Regions from separate parts of the Homo sapiens genome. Here region 1 is linked to region 2. Evidence: chromatin contacts called from ENCODE Hi-C or POLR2A ChIA-PET data. All regions are on one chromosome and are shown on one strand. The core of a region is the stretch at or near the end of the contact, and the rest is flanking DNA. Distances in the headings are between cores, read along the strand shown. Region 1 overlaps ARHGAP24 (Rho GTPase activating protein 24). Region 2 overlaps ARHGAP24 (Rho GTPase activating protein 24).

Evidence for each region. A loop is a pair of places that touch in the nucleus more often than their neighbours do. ChIA-PET counts read pairs that join two places held with the same protein, here RNA polymerase II (POLR2A). Pooled maps may share reads with other maps.
Region 1: a loop to region 2 is called in a pooled map, with 5 times the contacts of the local background. The contact joins two enhancer-like sites. A Hi-C loop is called at or near these places in 3 of 168 maps with a recorded cell type or tissue (astrocyte of the cerebellum, breast epithelium and gastrocnemius medialis), 8 of 37 single-sample maps with no recorded cell type and 3 of 50 pooled maps. POLR2A ChIA-PET finds 5 or more read pairs at or near these places in 2 of 52 experiments (activated B cell and activated CD4-positive, alpha-beta T cell).

What each region holds. Positions count from the first base shown.
Region 1 is chr4:85,494,828-85,501,405 of GRCh38, forward strand. All of the region lies in intron 1 of ARHGAP24 (Rho GTPase activating protein 24), which reads left to right. Among named protein-coding and RNA genes, the nearest start is that of ARHGAP24, 23 kb to the left of the region's middle. RefSeq lists an enhancer at 3,575-3,624. Within about 2 kb of position 3,729, at least 19 of the 41 ENCODE cell types and tissues checked have a DNase peak (open chromatin) inside an H3K27ac peak, as active enhancers do.
Region 2 is chr4:85,553,399-85,560,414 of GRCh38, forward strand. All of the region lies in intron 1 of ARHGAP24 (Rho GTPase activating protein 24), which reads left to right. Among named protein-coding and RNA genes, the nearest start is that of ARHGAP24, 82 kb to the left of the region's middle. RefSeq lists enhancers at 1,816-1,865, 3,918-4,317. Within about 2 kb of position 4,018, at least 2 of the 41 ENCODE cell types and tissues checked have a DNase peak (open chromatin) inside an H3K27ac peak, as active enhancers do.

The DNA of each region.
Region 1 (6,578 bases), core at 2,479-4,978, 59 kb before region 2:
ATGGCTCACGCCTGTAATCCCAGCACTTTGGGAGGCCAAGGTGGGGAGATCATGAGGTCAGGAGTTCGAGACCAGTCTGGCCAACATAGTGAAACTCCGTCTCTAATAAAAATACAAGAAATTAGCTGGGCGGGGTGGCGGGCGCCTGTAGTCCCAGCTACTCGAGAGGCTGAGGTAGAATGGCATGAACCCGGGAGGCGGAGCTTGCAGTGAGCCGAGATCGCGCCACTGCACTCCAGCCCAGGCGACAGTGCGAGACTCCGTCTCAAAAAAAAAAAAAAAAAAAAGAGTGACCTGAGCCAAAAATGACCCTCCACTTTTACAAACCATTTTGTCTTCCTGAAAGACATGACCTATAAATGACCGAGTATGAACAGTATCTTTACACTTCTTTCTTTCCTTGATTTGTTTCCGGGTTTCAGCGAAGAGGTAAAGGGTCAGAAGGAAGAGAGCGGCTAGTAGAAGCTGAAAAGGGGAGAAGTAGGCCAAGTCAAGTAAGTACAGAAGTACAGAATTTTTTTTTTTTTTTTTTTTTTTTTTTGAGATGGAGTCTCACTCTGTTGCCCAGGCTGGAGTGTAGTGGCGCGATCTCGGCTCACTGCAAGCCTTGCCTCCCGGGTTCATGCCATTGTCCTGCCTCAGCCTCCCGAGTAGCTGGGACTACAGGCGCCCGCCACCACGCCCAGCTAATTTTTTTATATTTTTAGTAGAGACGGGTTTTCACCGTGTTAGCCAGGATGGGTCTCAATCTCCTTACCTGGTGATCCGCCCGCCTCGGCCGCCCAAAGTGCTGGGATTACAGGCGTGAGCCACCGTGCCTGGCCCAGAAAAATTTTACTATTATTAATCAGGAATTACAGGATATGAGGGGAGATTGACTACTAGTAGTGTGTCTATTTTTAACAGTGTATCAGAATGTAATACTCTACAGCATGGCAGGCGTTGAAAGCATTTTCTGATGCCTACATAGAAGTAGACAGAGGCATGAGAGTGATTCAGTGCTCAGCTGTCTCTCCTTAGCTGTAATTTATGACTGTCAGCATTATTTCTCTTGGATAGTGAAAGAAAATTTTAATCCTTTTATAGTATCACATATTTTATAGAATTTGTTTGTGTCTCATTTTGACTTTGTAGCTCCCCAAACCCTAGAGAACATGGGAAGTAGTTAGCCTACTGTTATCTTTGTTGTGAGATTTTCATCTTTTATCATAAATAGAATAGCGAACTCTTTCTTTCAGTGAAGCACTCTTCCTCCTAGTCACACTTAGTGATTACAAAGTTCTGTTTTCTTTTATACAAATGCCAACATTTTTGTAACTTCTTGGCTTATGAAGAGTGAGTGTTTAGAGTTACCGGGAACCATGAAAAGGAAGATACCACCGGTGTTTATTTACTGAGATTTAATAAGAGAGTCATCAATATGGCATTTTCACCCTTTTCCTGCCGAAATCTGGGAGAGCTTTTGGTTGCATGTGCCTTTCAGGCTTAGCATTTGTAAAACAGAAACAGCTTGTGAGTTTTACCATAGGACAGGGCTTTCAGCAGAAATAGGTCTATCACAGTTACTGTGAATATGTGCACAGGAATCCTTGCTATGGTGGGAATGTTTGTTTGTTTACTTTTCATAACCAACAGCAAACAACTCTTCTCTGAAGAAATATATTTCTCCTCTGACTTTTGAGAAGATTTTAACGTTTTGCATGATGTGTAGATCACCTTTTGACCACAAATATATGTCACATCACATTGGACAGGTTTCAAATCACAACCGTGAAGTTCAACAGCATACTGATAAAAATGGCCATGCAACACTGTGAAGATTAACATGTAGCAAGCTCCCGGGTATATTAAGTGGTAATAATAAAAAAGGCAGAGTCTTAGGTGCCCCATAGTTCATGGTTTGCACCACATTTTCACACGAGTTTTGTAGATGTCTAACTACGGACACTAGCACCCATACTTTGGTGACAGGTCAAAAACCTTTTGGGAAATTAATATTACCCAAATGTGTTTTGGTGAAAGTCTATCCTTTCTGAGAAAAGTCCCGCCAACAAAATACAGAGAAATGAGTATGAAATTTAGGAATGAACCAAAAAAAAGTCATTTTGTGATGTTTACAAGTGGACAAGGAAGGAAGTCATTTTGGGCAAAGGGAACCCACATGCAAAGCCGTGTTATGAGAATATTGGATATTTGGCAAATGCCCCGAGTTTAGTGTGAATTTGTACACTGTTGATAAAGAGGAAGGAATGGAATCAGGAAATATGAAACGGTTAAAACGATTAAACTTGGTGACTAATAGAAGTAGTAAAGAAGAAAGGATTGGAAATATCCCAACCAACTGAGCTTATTAGTCACAGATGTTGGTGAATAAATCCCACCATGCCCCATCCATTCCTGACAAGCCCAATCAGGGTACAAAATCATGTGCTTTGGTGAGACCTAGAGATAAAGTTTCATGTCTCAGCTCTGTCAAAGTACTCTGTGTAACACTGGGAAAACAACTTCTGTGAGCTTTAAATTCAGCGTCTAGAAAATAATACTTATTTCTCAGAAATTTTGTAAAGATTAATTGTGGGAGAGAAGTCACTTTGAAATAATTATATAAATGCAAAATATATTATCTTCTTGTCCACTGCTACTAATTGTCAACATTAAAAATGTATATCTGCAAAATCAGTTCTTCTATGCTAAATTAAGAAATGCAGCACCGGCCAGGCACAGTGGCTCATGCCTGTAATTCCAGCAATTTGGGAGGCTGAGGCAGGTGGATCTCCTGAGGTCTGGAGATGGAGACCAGCCTGACCAACCTGGTAAAACCCTATTTCTACTAAAAATACAAATTAGCTGGACGTGGTGGTGCAGGCCTATAATCCTAGCTAAATGAGAGAATGAGGCAGGAGAATTGCTTGAACCCAGGAGGTGGAGGTTGCGGTGAGCCAAGATCGTGCCATTGCACTCCAGTCTGGGTGACAAGACCAAAACTCAGTCTGGAAAAAAACAAAAGAAAGAAAGAAAAGGAAAAGAAATGCAGCACCATGTCCCTAACTTTTTAGTTTTACTGTTGTAACAGTCTTTGAACACACGGCAGTTTTGCCAGGTTTGGGTCTCCCTCGGTGTTCAATTTCCTTCTCCAACTTGTAAATTTCTATTCTAAATAAAACAAGAGGTAATTATGGTTGAGTTCCTTTTTCTCTTAAGTTGGTTAATAAAAAGTGTAGAGTCCTTTATGCAAGTAAAATAAATGCACAAGCTAATAGTTTATTTTCTTTTCTTTGGTAACAAGAACAAGGAGATTTTTGTGAGGAAACAAAATACTTGTTTGCCAAGAATTTGTGATAATGTGTCAAAGGTGACTAATATCTTGAATCTCATCCAGACACCTACTACAGGGGAATTAAGGACACAGTAAAATAATGGCCATCTTATACCTGGGTTGGCTCCTAACATCAAATTATGATGTGGCTTGTGGACTAGGGAGCTGGGCCTGGCCATGCTAGCTTTGTGTGTGCTTTCCTTGCTCCTTTAAGCCAACACTAGAGAGAAAGCAGACTGAATAGTTGTGTTGCTATCTTCTCTGTGACCTACTTACTTTGGTATTCTAAATTTTTCAATTATATTAATGGAAAAAGGAGGAGAGCCCTAGAAGAGAGTGACCTGTGCCCTGTTTGTGAGCTCAGCCTCGTGCTGAACAGCCCTAACTCCCTGCCCCAAATGGGGAAATCCACGGGCCTGTGTAGATGTCTTGGCCACAAGGAAGTGAGGAGACCACAGGCCCGTGTAGTCATCTTAGCCACAAGGAAGTGAAGAGACTAAAGACAGTCTTTCTCTCCTAAAGCCTAGAGAAGAATTAGAATCGTGGGGAATTGATCCCAGGAATCTAGATTCTAACAGATTGCTCGAGTGAGCCTTCTCTACACTAAACTTCAAGAATATTTATGAAAAATTTCACCATCTTGTATGATACTTGTATTAGTAAATTAAATGTAGCTGTTAATAATCAGTAAGCACTTATCCATACTTCTAAGAAAATGAAAGTTCCCTCTAAAAGGAAAGGAACAAATTGAGAACTTATTATTTTCAAATATTGTCATACATTTATTTTTTCTTTTATTTGCTTCAGACAACTTAGAATTTCACTGTATAAACTAGTGTCATCCATGAGATTAGAGAAGAAACCTCACAGTTAAGCTCCTCTCATTTATTCCACAGCTTATTCTTATTTATAATCAGCTTGTTGTTGTTTGCTTCGTAGTTATTACTAAGTGGTTATCACTTTCATTAGACCTTGCTTAGAATGTCTTCGAATTTAAATCAGATATATTATTTTAGAGTGAGAACATATACCAACATTTGAAAGAATATATAAATATGTATTTGGTAATGGCAGCATTGCTAAAATAAATGTATGACCTTCTAAGTGACTGGTCTAAAAAGGGCATTGATGATAGGTTTAGTTCATATTAGAATTTCAAGCCTCTAGTTTTATAAACAATCTCTCTATTTGATTTCAATGTTAATGAAATACTCTGCTTTAGAATCATTCAGAAGATAGCATATACTATCACTAGCAAGCATTCACATGGCTTTAAGTGGGAGAGAAATACTAGAGGAAAACTAGAAAGCCTTTATCACCACTTCGTTTCCTGTTTTCCTCTTGTCTTTGGTGACGATTCAAGGTCTAAATATTTGAAGCTATGAAAAATTAAGAATATTCTCCAGAGGTTCAAATGAAGAGAGCTCTTACCTAGCCTGCAGCCTTGGTGGGGCCAAGATTGGCTCCTAGAATATTAGCTACTATGACTATCTTTCATTATCACCTCTTAGAGAAGGGAAGCATTAAACAACAAAGAATAAACCAGAATAAGACAAAGAAACATTTGGCTTAAAGATGAGTACGGAAGAAGAAATCTCTATAGAGACTCATCTAGGTCTGTGCTGTTCCGTGTGGTAGGCACAGCTAATGATCATATGCATTGAGGTTAGTATGAATGAGGAACAGAGTTTTTAAGTTTCTAACTTTAATTTTAATGAACTTATATTTAAGTTTAATAATCGGTACTATTTTTAATTATTGGAAAAAAAGTTAAGCTTATTGGGGGAACAACTCACCTCTGGAGATCTACTTTTTAAACTGTAAATTTTATGAAGCCTAATACCAACTAAGTATTTGTGATAAAATTTAGCATCCAAATTGAGATGTACTGGAAATGTAAAATACACACTAGATTTTTAAGACATAGTATGAAAAAAAGAATATAAAATTTTCACTAATATTTTGAAGTATGTTTACATGTTGCAATGATATATTTTGGGTATGTTGGGTTTAAAATAGGTTATTAAGATTAATTTCACCTGTTTCTTTTTACCTTTTTAATGTAGATACTAGAAAATTTAAAATGTGGCTTCTATTATATTCCTATGGGACAGTACTCATCCAGATGCTTATGACAGCCCAGATTTCTGTAGTGCTGGAAACTGAGAAGTCTGGTGTTCCCTGGTATTCATTTCAGTGCCATGGCTCTACAAGGGAATAAAAATGTATTAATCAGTGATGAAATATGTCCTTGGAAAATAATTTGAAAACTTTATTACTGAGAATACAGATTATTAACTAAATGGTAATAGTACTGTCCTAATAAGTACCAACTCATTAAAACAACTAGGAATATTTAGAGTGAGGACTGTATAAATGTTTACCAAAATGTTTTTCTTGTTCCAGATTTCCTTCTTATAACTTTTAAAGTAATTTATTTTAGTCAGGATTAACTAAGCAAAATATGTTGTTATAATTATATCACATGATGCATTTAAATTAAGCAATAACTATGAATCATCTCAGATGTGGAAAGCTCATGGCCTCAGAATGGAATATGGGGACTCATAAGACTTTTTTATTATGATGATACTTTAAGTTCTAGGGTACATGTGCACAACGGGGAGGTTTGTTACATAGGTATACATGTGCCATGTTGGTTTGCTGCACCCATCCACTCGTCATTTACATTAGGTATTTCTCCTAACGCTGTTCCTCCCCCAGCCTCCCACCCCCCCACCAACAGGCCCTGGTGTGTGATGTTCCCCACCCAGTGTCCAAGTGTTCTCATTGTTCAATTCCCACCTACAAGTGAGAACATGCGGTGTTTGGTTTTCTGTCTTTGTGATAGTTTGCTCAGAATGATGGTCTCTAGCTTCATCCATGTCCCTGCAAAGACATGAACTCATCCTTTTTTATGTCTGAATAGAATAGTATTCCATGGTGTATATGTGCCACATTTTCTTAATCCAATCTATCAGTGATGAACATCTGGGTTGGTTCCAAGTCTTTGCTATTGTGAATAGTGCCACAATAAACATATGTGTGCATGTGTCTTTATAGTAGCATGATTTATAATCCTTTGGGTATACACCTGGTAATGGGATGGCTGGGTCAAATGGTATTTCTAGTTCTAGATCTTTGAGGAATTGCCACACTGTCTTCCACAATGGTTGAACTAGTTTACAGTCCCACCAACAGTGTAAATGCATTCCTATTTCTCCACATCCTCTGCAGCATCTGTTGTTTCCTGACTTTTTGA
Region 2 (7,016 bases), core at 2,768-5,267:
TTACATAGTGCTGATTGGTCCGTTTTACAGAGTGCTGATTGGTCTGTTTTACAGAGTGCTGATTGGTGCATTTACAAACCTTTAGCTAGACACAGAGCGCTGATTGGTGCATTTACAATCCTTTAGCTAGATAGAAAAGTTCTCCAAGTCCCCTACCGGATTAGCTAGACACAGAGCACTGATTGGTGCATTTACAAACCTTTAGCTAGACACAGAGCACTGATTGGTGAATTTACAATCCTTTGGCTAGACAGAAAAGTGGTCCAAGTCCCCAGCCGACCCAGAAGCCCAGCTGGCTTCACCTCTCAATTGCATGTGAGATGAGTCTCTAGAAGACAGCATACCATTGGGTCTTGCTTCTTTATCCAGCTTGCTACTCTGTGCCTTTTAATTGGTGCCATTGAGCCCATTTACATCCAGCATTAATATTGGTATGTGGAGATTTGATCCTGTCATGGTGTTGGTAAATGGTTATTATGTAGACTTGTTTTTGTGGTTGTCTTATATTCTCAGTGGTCAGTTTACTTAAGTGTGTTTTTGTAGTGGTGCATAACATTCTTTCTTGTCCATATTTAGCACTCCTTACAGAACCTTTTGTAAGGCATGTCCAGGGTTAATGGATTCCATCACCATTTGCTTGTCTTACTTCTCCTTTGCTTATGATGCTTAGTTTGGCTAGATATAAAATTATTGGTTGCAAATTCTTTTCTTTAAAAATGCTGAATATAAGCCTTCAATCTCTTCTGGTTTGTGGAGTTTCCGCTGAAAGGTTTGCTGTTAGTTTGATGGGTTTCACTTTTTAGGTCACCTATGCCTTCTCTCTAGCTGCCTTTAACATTTTTTCTTTCATTTTGACCTGGGAGACTCTGATGATTCTGTATCTTGAGGATGGTCTTCTTGTGTAATATCTCATAGAAATTCTCTGCATTTCCTGATTTTGAACATTGGCATCTCTAGCGAGGTTAAGGAAGTTTTCATGGATAATATCTTAAAATATGTTTTCCAAATTGCCTGTTATCTCCTCATATCTTTCAAGGACACTGGTGAATTATAGATTTGGTCTCTTTACATAATCCCATATTTCTCGTTTTTATTCTTTATTTTTTATTTTTGTTCAAGTTAGTTTAGAGAACCAGTCTTTGAGCTGTGAGATTTTTCCTCAGCTTGATTTATTCTGCTGTTAATGCTTGTGATTGCATTATGAAATTATTGTAGTGTGTTTTTCAGCTCTATCAGATCAGTTTGGTTCTTTTTATTTTTATTATTATTATTTTTTCTTCTTAGATGGAGTCTCACTCTGTCACCCAGGCTGGAGTGTTTGTAGTGCAGTGGTGCTATCTTGGCCCACTGCAAGCTCCACCTCCCGGGTTCACGCCATTCTCCTGCCTCAGCCTCCTGAGTAGCTGGGACTACAGGTGCCCGCTATCACGCCCAGCTGATTTTTTTTTTTTTTTTGTATTTTTAGTAGAGATGGGGTTTCACTGTGTTAGCCAGGATGTTCTCAATCTCCTGACCTCGTGATCTGCCCACCTCAGCCTCCCAAAGTGTTGGGATTACAGGCATGAGCCACCGCACCCAGCCAGTTCTTTCTTATAGTGGCTATTTCATCTAACTGCTCCTGTATCATATTTTATTGTAATCCTTAGAATTCTTGGATTGGGTTTTGACTTTCTCCTGAATCTTGATGCTCTTCGTTCCTATCCATATTCTGATTTGTATTTCTTTCATTTCAGTCTTTTCATCCTGGTTAAGAATTCCTGCTGTGAAACTAGTGCAGTTGTTGAGGAAATCAGACACTCTGGCTTTTTGAGTTGCCAGAGTTCTTGTGCTGGTTCTTTCTCATCTGTGTGGGGTGATTCAATGCAGCTGCCACACCCCACCATGTGCTTTAGTTTGAGTACAGTCAGTTGACTTCTTTTCAGGATGTTTTTGGAGGGTTGAGGCTTTGTGCAGGAACTTTATTTGTGGCTGAGTTCTTGTCCTTGGTTTCACAGTGTGGGCAGAAGGTGGCCTATATTAGCAAAGTATTTTTGTTGTTGAAGTTTGGGTTGTGATCAAGTAGGTGGTGCTTAAGCATAATGACCAGTAGGTAGGCTCTTGCTTAGTCACTTCACTGCTTTGTATTTCCTCATGACTGCGATATGCTCCCTCTCTGTGCTCTAAGAGTGTGGAATCCTCTCCCACTCAAGTCCTGGCTATAGCTCTTGGCTTGGCACTTCTTGGCTGCACACTGCAGCCCTGGGTGAGCTCAGGCTTTATGTTCCTTTCTAGCTGGGAGGCAGCAGGAGAAGGGACCTTGCCATGGGTAGGGACATGTGGAAGAGGGCCTTTCACTTGTCTCTCAGGTTTCCATATCAGAAAATGGCAGAGCCACTCCCAGTTGGGGCTATCAGCCTGGGGTGGGGTGGCTGCATTGTGGACTCAAGCCAGGGGGCCCTGCATATTGATGAGCAGAGAGGCCAGGTGGCTCATGGGGGGAAACTGACTGGCTTCTTCTTTTTAGGACAGCAGTGGCTGTCCTAAAGGAGGTGTGGTTAAATCACTGAGAGTCTTTGCTCCTTTTCCAGTCTGAGGGCAGCAAGGACAGTACCACTGCAATGGCAGTGGCAGAGGGGCTTTTGGTTGCCTCTGGAAGCTTCATCTCAAGAGAAACACAGAGCAACTGCTACTGGGAATGTTCAGCTGGTGGGTGGGGGTGACTGCAACTGCTGGCCCAAGCTTGGGGCCCGACTGGGTGAAGAGTGGGGGTTTGAGGGCTCACAGAGAGGAGAGCCTGAGCTTCTCTCTATATAATAACTGTGGTGTGCTAGAAGTATGAGTAAAACCCTCAGGTTCTTTATTTCTTCCCCAGACTGAGGGCATCAGGTACAGAGAGGCTGTTGGTTGCCTCTGGGATCACCTCCCCAGGGAAACACAAAGCCATTAGCAATGGGAATTCTCAGTTGCGGGTGGAGGAGCTCTTCAGTGATCTTGAGGCAAGACCCCTGCCTGGTGAAGAGTGGGGTGTGGGAGCTCGCTGGAAAGAGACTGGGCTCCTCTCCATATGATAGCTGCAGCTTGCTGGAGGTTTCAGCATAGCAACCAGGCCCTTTGTTCCTTCCCCAGCCCGAGGACAGTCAGGGCAGTACTGCTGCAACTGCAATGTCATACATGCTCTGGGTTGTCTCTGGGGTTTCCTCCTCAGAGAAATGCAGAGCCACCACTGACTAAAGTGTTCAGGTGGGGGCAGGTTAATCATATTGGGGGCCCAGGTCAACAGGCACTGCCGAGTGAAGGGTAGGGGAGGTGGGGACGCATGTGGAAAACAGTCTGGCTGCTTTTCTGTAAGGTGGCTGCACTGTGCTGGGCATCTCCATAGGTCTCCAACCACTCCACTCCCTCCTGAGCCTGAGGGCAATAGGAGCAAGGGCTGCAGGACAGCAAAAATGGTGCCCTGCCTCCCTCTAGGAGCTCTATCCCAGGAAAGTGTAGAGCTGCTACCATTCTGAGAGCCCAGGAGGGGGTCACTAAAGTCCCAGGTTTGGAGGCCCTGCCCAGTGAGCAGTAGCAGAGGTGGAGACCTATGTGGAACACAGTCTTGTCCCTTTTCCATAAGGCAGCTCTGCCGGGGGTCTGGGAGAGTCCCGAGTCACTGCACACCCTCTGGAGCCTGAGAGCAACAGGAGGGTGGGTTGCAGAGAAACAAAAATGGCAGGCTACCTCTCCCTCTGGGAGCTCTGTCCCAGGGAATTGCAGAGCTGCTCCCTGCCCAAGAACTCAGGTGGGGCTGGGGTGGCCTCACCAGCACCCCAGGCCAATGGGCCTTATCCTGCAAGGTGCAGTGGAGGCATGGCTTGCAGTCCATCACTGCTCAGCTGTGGATTTGGTTCCTTTCCTGCAGGCATGTGAGGGAGGCTGACCTTCCCCATTGCTGGACCTGCAGCCACTGGTGCCAGGGTGCCTGAGGATCCAAGGCTCCCAGGACTCCATGTGTGCTTGAGCAGGGCTCTGCCCAGACTCCCACGTAGTTCTCTGTGTTGGTCTGGAGGCCGCAGCAGGGGAGTTTGCGGGGATTTCCTGAGCAGAAGTGGTAGAAGTGTGGGTCCCTGAGGACTCTCACTTACTCACTGTTTCCCCAGTGTGGTGACTCCCCTGGCTCTGGGCCACTCCAGGTGGGCAGTTTTCCTGTCTCACTCTTCTCTGTTCTCTGTGGGTCATGCTGTTTCCCTGATGAATCCCAATGTGTTCACCTGGATGTTCCGGTTGAAGAGCTAGTGTCAACCCACCACTCTTTATTCTCTCCGTGAAAGCAGTGCACACTGGCTGCTGCTAGTCAGCCATCTTGGCCTCCATGTAGAAATATTTCTGTAATCATTTCCTAGCTTCCAGGTATCCTGGCATTTTCCCTGTGGATCTCCCAATTCCTCTGGTCACAGAAGACTACATATTCTTAGTGATGTCTTTTGATGAGCACATATTTTTTATCTTTAATGAAGTGTACATTATAATTTTTATGCTATTACTTTATCCTTTCTAAGTGAATCATTCCCTTTCCTCAGGTTACAAATGTATTTGGGTTCTCTCTCCATTCCTCTCTCACACCAGCTTGTCTCTGCATAGCGTCATTTTACAAATGGCTTTGCTAAAAGGGAAGATGAATGCCGCCAACCTCAGATGCTCATCCTTTCAGTGTCTTCCCTATCCTAAGGGAAGACTCTACTTGGCACTGTCTGAGTCACATGTCCATTTCCTGGGCCAGTCACTGTTGCTAGGGAGCTCAGGTTCTATGAGCAACTAAGTTCAAGCCCATCCCTTTAGCAAAGGGATGGTGGCATCAACGAGAAAAACATGGGATGAGGGAGAGGGGAGTCCTCAGAGACAGGCTCTTGGATACTTCAAATAACATATGTGCCACCAAACTTCTTAATTTTAAAAAATTATGTTTTATGTAGAAGATTTATTTCTCTTTCTCTAAACTGCTAATTAAATGTATTCAGGTGCAGTAAAGCTACATTTCTGTTTAGCATATCTAAAACTAAAGTGTGAAATAATCAGATATTTTGAAGTGCTAAAATATGTTCAAATTATATGTGAATAGCAGTACTTCATCAAAGATCACAGTTTAACACATCAAAGTCTACCATAATATGAATGATGCTATTATTTTCACTTTGACAAAAGTTTTTCCCTACCTTCCTCAGATTCTAAAAAAAAAAAAGTTGTGTTGTCCATACCTCCATATAAGAAACCACTGGGAGAGCAACTGTGGTTTAGTGATTAGCACAAGATTTATATACTTAGAAAGCCTAATCATTTTGCTAGGCTTTAGAGCAAGCCTGACGATGTTCCACCCACAGGATTAATTGACAAAAATGAGTGGTCCTTATTGGAAATCATTAAGTACCTCGGGGTTTTCATTTGAAGGAGAAAATTGGAGAGTTCATTGTAGACAAATGACTATCTCCATCAAAGTTACCCACTTGTAAAATATTTTCTTTGAAGTGTAGTTGAATAAATAGCTGGCCCCACTGAGGGGCTTGAAATGATAATGCAATCAACAACATTTGATTCTCCTAGGTCAGACTCACTAAAGGAACCTGATATTAAAAGTAGTGTTTCAGGAAAGCTTTCATCTTAGCTTAAAAATTATAGACATCAGGGAAAGTGCTGGAGGGGCTCTATAAATTATAGGCACAGCAGTTATTTCCCCATAATGAGGAAAGGACCCAGCTGACTTTCTCAGTGTCATACGGGCTTCAGCTTTCCTCTCTCAATTCTCTCTGCTATGTGCATAAAGCTCTCCTTCATTACTGCCATTGCTCTCCCATCCCTTGGGTATTATAATCCTATTACTTTTCAGATTTAGGTGTGGAAAACCTCTTAAAAATTAATAAATGAGTTCATTTTAATTGACAAATAAACATTATATACATTGGTCATGTACAACATCATGTTTGGAAATACACATACATTCTGGAATGGCTAAATTGAACAAATTAACATAAACATTACCTCACATCCTTATTTTTTGTGATGAGAACACTTGAGATCTACTCTTAGCAATGTTTAAGAACACAATACATTGTTATAGTCATGTTATACAATAGACCTCTTGAACATTTTCCTCCTGTCTAATTGGCATTTTGTATATTTGGACCAACATCTTCAGAAGCCTTCTGGGCCTCCCCAAATTTCTTTTCTTTGTGACAGTTTTTCAAAACAAAATCATATTAATAAACTATGGGTGAGGGAGTGGAGTACACACAAAAGCTTAAAAATTGAGATGTTTATAACATCATGTTTCTGATCCTATTTTGAGGGGTCTAGTCACAGATTCAATTAATAAATATAAAATAAGAGACATCCAACTTCTTTTCATCTTCCCTGCTTCAGGCTTGTTTTCTTTGTTTCTCTGTGGCCATATGATGAAATGATAGTTGCCGTCTTCACTTTCCATTAAAATAAGTTGAATTTCTCATCTTTTCCCGTTTCAGATGCCATTGCTTTTGGAAAAGCACTGGAGTTTCTATTTGATATTTAAGGGATATCTTCAGTTCTTAGTTTGTCTACAGAATTGAATTAGCAAAGAGTCTTTCTTACCTTTCCATATATGATTGGTTGGTTGTGACTGCCTAGAGTACTGGATTGAGATGGCATCTGGGGGTGAACACAGGTGATTAATTAATAATGTCTGCCTTGGGCTTCACAAGCAGCAGTTCTTTCTTAATCCCAATCAATGGTAAAGTATATGTTTTGATTTGATTTTTGTTTCTACTCAGGTTATCAGCATGGGGAATTCCAGTGGTTGTCTTTTTTATTTGTCCTTCAGATATCACTGTGGTGGTGAAGGGCAGTTCTAAGTATATATTAAAGTATTATACATATATTAAAATTAATATATATAATTTTCTCTCTAGTTGAATTAAAGCCATCTTAAGAGGGAAAAGATTCTCTCTACAATGTATGAGGCATTAAGTAGACAACAAAAGCTAAATTCTTAGGAGAAATTTCCTTTTTTATGGTTCATTTCAGTAAGT